Linked DNA regions of Homo sapiens: region 2 is linked to region 1. Evidence: read pairs that join two places in POLR2A ChIA-PET (ENCODE). Cell type or tissue: OCI-LY7. All regions are shown on one strand. Each heading gives the region's core, and the rest is flanking DNA. Links, peaks and the distances in the headings are about the cores only.

Region 1 (2,916 bases), core at 327-2,826:
ATAACTGAGGAAGTTATGATAGTGAAAGAAAACAGACCTAACCGATTCCATCTTGCTTCTAACCTTTAAGCTGTCCTTGTTCATTCCTGGGCATAGGCCGAACTCTCCATTGCAATTCCCCTGTCTTGATAAATCGTCTCTATCTAGGCAGTGAGCAAGGTGAACCCACTGGGTGGTTACAACTTTGGACAAGTTATTTAACCTCTGTCTGCTTCCATTTCTTCCACCGTAAAATGGGGATAACTGTACCTACTTTAAAAGACTTGTTATGAGGATTCAGTGAGTTAACAGATTGCAATGCATTTAGAACGGTGCCTGGGCATGTGGTAAGTGCAATATACATGCTATTTATTTATTTATTGTTTTTATTTTATTTTATTTTTGAGACGGAGTCTCACTCTGTGGCCCAGGGTGGAGTGCAATGGCGCGATCTCGGCTCACTGCAACCTCTACCTCCTGGGTTCAAGCAATTCTCCTGCCTCACCCCCCAAGTAGCTGGGACTACAGGTGCCCACCACCATGCCCAGCTAATTTTTGCATTTTTAGTAGGCACAGGGTTTCACCATGTTGGCCAAGCTGACCTCAAACTCCTGACCTCAGGTGATCTACCTGTCTTGGCCCCCTAAATTGCTGGGATTACAGGCGTGAGCCACTGCACCCCGCCTATACATGCTTTTTAAACAAAAAGAAAAACGTCCATGTCAGTGGTTCCCGTGTTCGATGCATGTCCCTCTATTCCCTGGCTGTAAGTTTCAAGGTTTTCACTTACCGATCTTGGGCCCTTTGGTGCATTTTTTTTCCTATTGGGAAAAAGCTAAATGTTGTGTTGTATGGTGCATTTCTTACACAGAAAGGAAAAACTAAAAAATAGCCTGTATCTAGGCTAAAATTCCTGTATAGAGGCAAGATTGTGTCATCTAAAGTTCTTACTACATTGACTTTTTCCTGATGCTGTTCTTGGGGCCCCCACTCTGCCTCTAGAGGGCTGGTAAGAGTCCACAGGAGAGCTTCCCAAGCCAGTGCCTTTTAGGAAGAGTTGCTGTGGCTACTGAGCTGATCAAAGGTCTCAGCCTCCACAAAGAAGCATGTGCTGCTGTGGCAATGGGCCTGAGGGTACGGGGGCCCCAGGGTTGCAGGGCAAGACAACAATCCGGAATCCAGCTGTTGTCTCGGCCATCATCTGAGGTCATCCTGCCAGATTGGCAGGCTGTGCCCTAGACCACAGAGGTAGCCCCTGCTCTTCAAAGGGCTGGATTGTCAGCCCAGCCCCTCCTAGGCCTTCTCTTCAGGCTTCTTCTTTCTACATTATCCCAACACAAACAGCTTGACTTCCAAGTGACATTGCACCAGAAAGACTTCCAAAGTCAGCTCACCTATCCTAGGGATCTAGCCCGGCCAGGGGCTCCTATGAGGGATTCCATAGGAGGAGTCAGAGACTGTCATCTAGGAAGGCTTCAGAGCTTCAGGATAGGTCCTGGGCAACCCTTGATCGCCCTCAGAGACTCACTCAGGTTTTGGCGTCCCTCGGTTACAGAAACCCTCATGACCCTAATCACATTGCAACTGCATTTCCTTCCTGTGCCTCGGGCTCAGTCAGGGTTGGGCCCAGGTGTGCCAGAACAGCAGGCGTTCAAAAAGCACATCGCTTGCTTCTCAGATCTTGCTCACAAACAGTTTTGTGCAGTTCTATGGAAAGGAAAAAAAAAAAGTGTACCCTTAACAACCAATATACACATACAGACTCATTCAGTGAACATTTGTTGAGTGTCTGTTATGAACAAGGTCCTGTACCAAGTACCAAGGGGAGGGGAAGAGGATGCAAAGTTGACTTAAGCATAGTCCTTTCCCTTAAGGACTTTGTCCTCTGCCAGAGAAGCCAGTCACACATATATAAATGGAATTAGTTTATTAGTTTAATAAAGTGGAATTAAAACAAGCTGTAACATAAGACCAAACTATTTATTGACTTGACATTTGCTGAACAGATATTGTGGGCCAGGCACTGTACTAGGAGCAAGGGATACACAGCAGAGAAGAAGAGAGAAAAAATCCTACCCTTATGGAGCTTATATCCCAGTGAAGGAGGCAGAGAAGTAAGAATTACAATATAGTGTGACAAGAGTGTTAAGAGGGGTCAGCAGACTGAGATTTGGGAGCAAAGAAGGAAGAATGTTTAACTAACTGACATTTGGGGAATCTGGAAACACTTCCGAGAGAAAGCTCCATCTCGGCCGGGCGCGGTGGCTCACACCTGTAATCCCAGCACTTTGGGAAGCCGAAGTGGGCAGATCACTTGAGGCCAGGAGTTCGAGACCAGCCTGGGCAACATGGCAAAACCCTGTCTCTACTAAAAATACAGAAATTAGCTGGGTGTGGTGGCACACACCTGTAATCCCAGCTACTCGGGGAGCTGAGGCAGGAGAATTCCTTGAACCCAGGAAGCAGAGGTGGCAGTGAGTCAAGATCTCACTACTGCACTCCAGCCTGGTTGACAGAGCAAGATTGTGTCTCAAGAAAAAAAGGAAGTGCCATCTCAACCACAGCTGCCATGTGGCATGGCTACAGTGTGAATGTTGTGCATTACCAATTGTAACAGCCCAGGCTGAAGGATAAATAGGAGTTAGCCAATAGTACTTAGCAGGTGTGGAGAACCAAAAGTGGTTCAAAATGGCTAGAGTGCAAGGGCCATCTGGCAAATGTGGATGGAGGGAGCATGAGAGTTGGAAACACATCATTTTGCAAATATCATTATAAAGATTGGATGGGCCAGATGTGGTGGCTCACGCCTGTAATCCCAACCCTTTAGGAAGCTTAGGTGGGAGGATCACTTGAGGCCAGGGGTTCAAGACCAGCCTGGGCAACACAGCGAGACCCTGTCTCTACAAAAAATTAAGAAGATAAGCTGGGCACGGTGGT
Region 2 (2,916 bases), core at 263-2,762, 87 kb after region 1:
TTAAACTTACAATAGAATTCACTGAAGAATATCCAAATAAACCACCTACAGTTAGATTTGTCTCTAAGATGTTCCATCCAAATGGCAAGTATCACTTTTAGTACAGTGTTTTAAACTACTATAGTGTTTATTATGGAGTATTCCACATTTCCTGTGTATTTTGTGGTGCCTGAGTATTTGTTTAGGCAGCTTGCTGCTTCTTGAAAGCTGAACTTGTTCTTGGTTGTCTGTGGCTGTCTTGTCCTAGAACTGAAGCAGTGGAGGTATTTTCCCTTTGCTTGGAGTCTGGGAGCCTCCTGATTTTGATGACCTTTGTCATTTACTTATTAAACAAAATGAAGGATGCTCTTGAGGTTTCCTTTTAATGCTAGGCCAGATTGGGATAGTCTTGTGTTGTAATTATTTTCACTAGCGTTTAGAAAAGTAGTTTTCATTGGACGCATATCAGAATTACTGTGGAACATTTTAAAAACACAGATGCCTTCGCCCCACTCCAAACCTAATGAATAGGATTCTGTTGTTGAAGGCCAGGCATACGGTATTGTCAGAAAAGCACCACAGGTGATTCTAACTTAACCACTTTGCACTTTTTAAAATAGTAGTAAGCCTAGAACAGCTTGCCTTTTATTTAGGTTAATGAAGTATTTTTCAGGGTATCAGATATGTTTATCTTTATGCCAAAATGAAATCTTGTGAACTCTGAGTGATCTTTTGTTATTTCAGATAGGGGATACAGCCTACAAATTTGGTGGAATGAATTTCCCACATGTCTGTGGATAGCTAGGGACCCTGTTCAAAAATGTTTCTGATTTCCTGGATAATAGGGCAGCCTTTTCCAAAGGATGAACACTAAATATCTTCCAGTTTTATACTGATCACATCTGACATTCTCTGATCATCCTGATTATTTCACTAGTGGTGGTTATGACTTATCTTTTTAGGCAGTTAACTGGGAAGCAACATAGGAATCTTTAAACTTCAAAAGCAAAGTATTCTTGACTATTTTTGTTTTGTCTATAATGTTAAAACCTTAGTGGTCTTGTTACGTTTAATGTACCTACTTCTTTGTTCTTAGTCTATGCAGATGGTAGTATATGTCTGGACATACTTCAGAACCGTTGGAGTCCAACCTATGATGTGTCTTCCATTCTAACATCCATACAGGTGAATTTTTCCTTAATGTGACGAACTATAACTTTTAATATGTTTATATTAGCAATTGAATTGTTTTTGAAAGTCATAATGTAATAGATCTTTTTATTTTTGGTCAAAGCTTGTTTGTTTTATAGATGAAAAGTAGACCATTAAGACCCAAGTCAGCTGGGTACAGTCGCTCACACCTGTAACCTCAGCACTTTGGCAGGCCAAGGTGGGAGGATTGCTTGAGTTCAGGAGTTTGAGACCAGCCTGGGCAACATAGTGAGACTCTTCTCCCTTAAAAAAAAAAAAAGCCGCATATATTTTCCTAGCTACTAGCAGATTCACATAACTCTGGGTTTGTATGCTAAAGACAAGAAATGTAGCTGTACTTAGGACAATTCAATTGAGTGTCACTACCTTATAAAATAGTTGTTTTGCATTAAGGAACTGACATTTTAAAAATTGTCTCTTTAGTCTCTGTTGGATGAACCCAATCCCAATAGTCCAGCAAACAGCCAGGCTGCTCAGCTGTACCAGGAGAACAAACGGGAATATGAAAAGCGTGTTTCTGCAATAGTAGAACAAAGCTGGCGTGATTGTTGACCCCGGGTACAGTTTAAAGAAGCTGGCCATAAGAAAAATATATATTGATGTGTTTGTCACCTCCCTACTCCTGTCATTACATTTACTTTATTAAAAGCAAAATAACTGTTGTGCTGTTTCCATCTTCCTTGCCAAGTTTTCCTACCCCTTCTACCCTCTCCTTAAACATCAGAAAACACCCTCTATGAAATCAAATGTACTGTACCTGGGTTACTTGCAAAAATTACTAATGCTTCAGTTTTTCTGTTGTATTTCATTTCCAGTTTTCAGGCAGTTATTTTTATTATTGTACTTTAAGCTTTTAAGATGAATTGTTATACAAGAGGTGCTTATGCTTAGCTTGATGACCAGGATGTTATTTTTAACAAAATGATTGCTGAAGTGTTTCATCCTGGCTGGTCCTTCACTTGTGTTGGATTTAGAAGTGAATGTGTTTGGAATATGGCCTACAGAGAATAGAAACAAATCCATGTAAACAATTTTGAAGGAGGCATGGGAGCTAAAAATCCTGTGATACTAAGATCTCAGTCATATGAATTACAACGTAGTATTTACTGGCAAGAAGGAGAAAGTTGAAGGACTCAGCTAAAGGAGTACAGCAATTGTAGTAACTGACACATCCTCTCTTTGCAAGCTGCTGACTGGGCACACTCATGCCAAGTTTCAGAATTATTGGTCTTCTGGGTTTTTGCTTTTTAAAAGAGGTGTGGGAGCAGAGGAATGGAAACAATCGTGAGTTTTTGAGCTAGGGAAAGTTGGAGCTCCTTTAATCTTTTTAAAGGATCAGTGCTGCCCTAAGTGAATAAACTCAATTGTCCATCTTTATTTTAGAGTTTTAATGAATTCAAGGAAGGGAGCATAGCATATCTGTGGCAAACTATTTTCCACTCAAATCCTGAGTTATTGCTGCATGCTTTAATTTCTTCCCTTTCAGCATCTGAGAACCTTAAAGCCAATGTCTGCGATCTTTTTTTGGATATTTATACTTTTAGATATATAGTACCTTTAAGTAGCAGTATGGGACAAGGCTTGTAAATGTTTTGTCTAATGTTCTATTGTCACCTTTTATGCATTTATCACTTCCAAATCTAACTTTGCACAAGTAACCCATGTAAAAAAAAATGTACATTTTTCAAAAGTTGTAAATAAAAATAACCTTAAAATTTCATAGTC

Evidence for each region. Peaks named below come from ENCODE experiments on the same cell type or tissue, not always from the same donor. Only the 100,000 strongest peaks of a DNase experiment are listed, where the experiment ranks them.
Region 2: POLR2A ChIA-PET joins it to region 1 with 5 read pairs; 7 of 35 experiments call an interaction of 5 or more read pairs at or near these places.

The regions. Positions count from the first base shown.
Region 1 is chrX:119,494,824-119,497,739 of GRCh38, forward strand. No RefSeq gene overlaps it. Among named protein-coding and RNA genes, the nearest start is that of SLC25A5-AS1, 27 kb to the left of the region's middle. In OCI-LY7, for the core only: no CTCF peak of the experiment used is centred there; a DNase peak (open chromatin) is centred at 1,588.
Region 2 is chrX:119,581,513-119,584,428 of GRCh38, forward strand. It overlaps UBE2A (ubiquitin conjugating enzyme E2 A), which reads left to right. Exons shown (of 6, transcript NM_003336.4): 4 at 1-84; 5 at 1,076-1,164; 6 at 1,615-2,911. The coding sequence ends at 1,743. Among named protein-coding and RNA genes, the nearest start is that of UBE2A, 8.4 kb to the left of the region's middle. In OCI-LY7, for the core only: no CTCF peak of the experiment used is centred there; no DNase peak of the experiment used is centred there.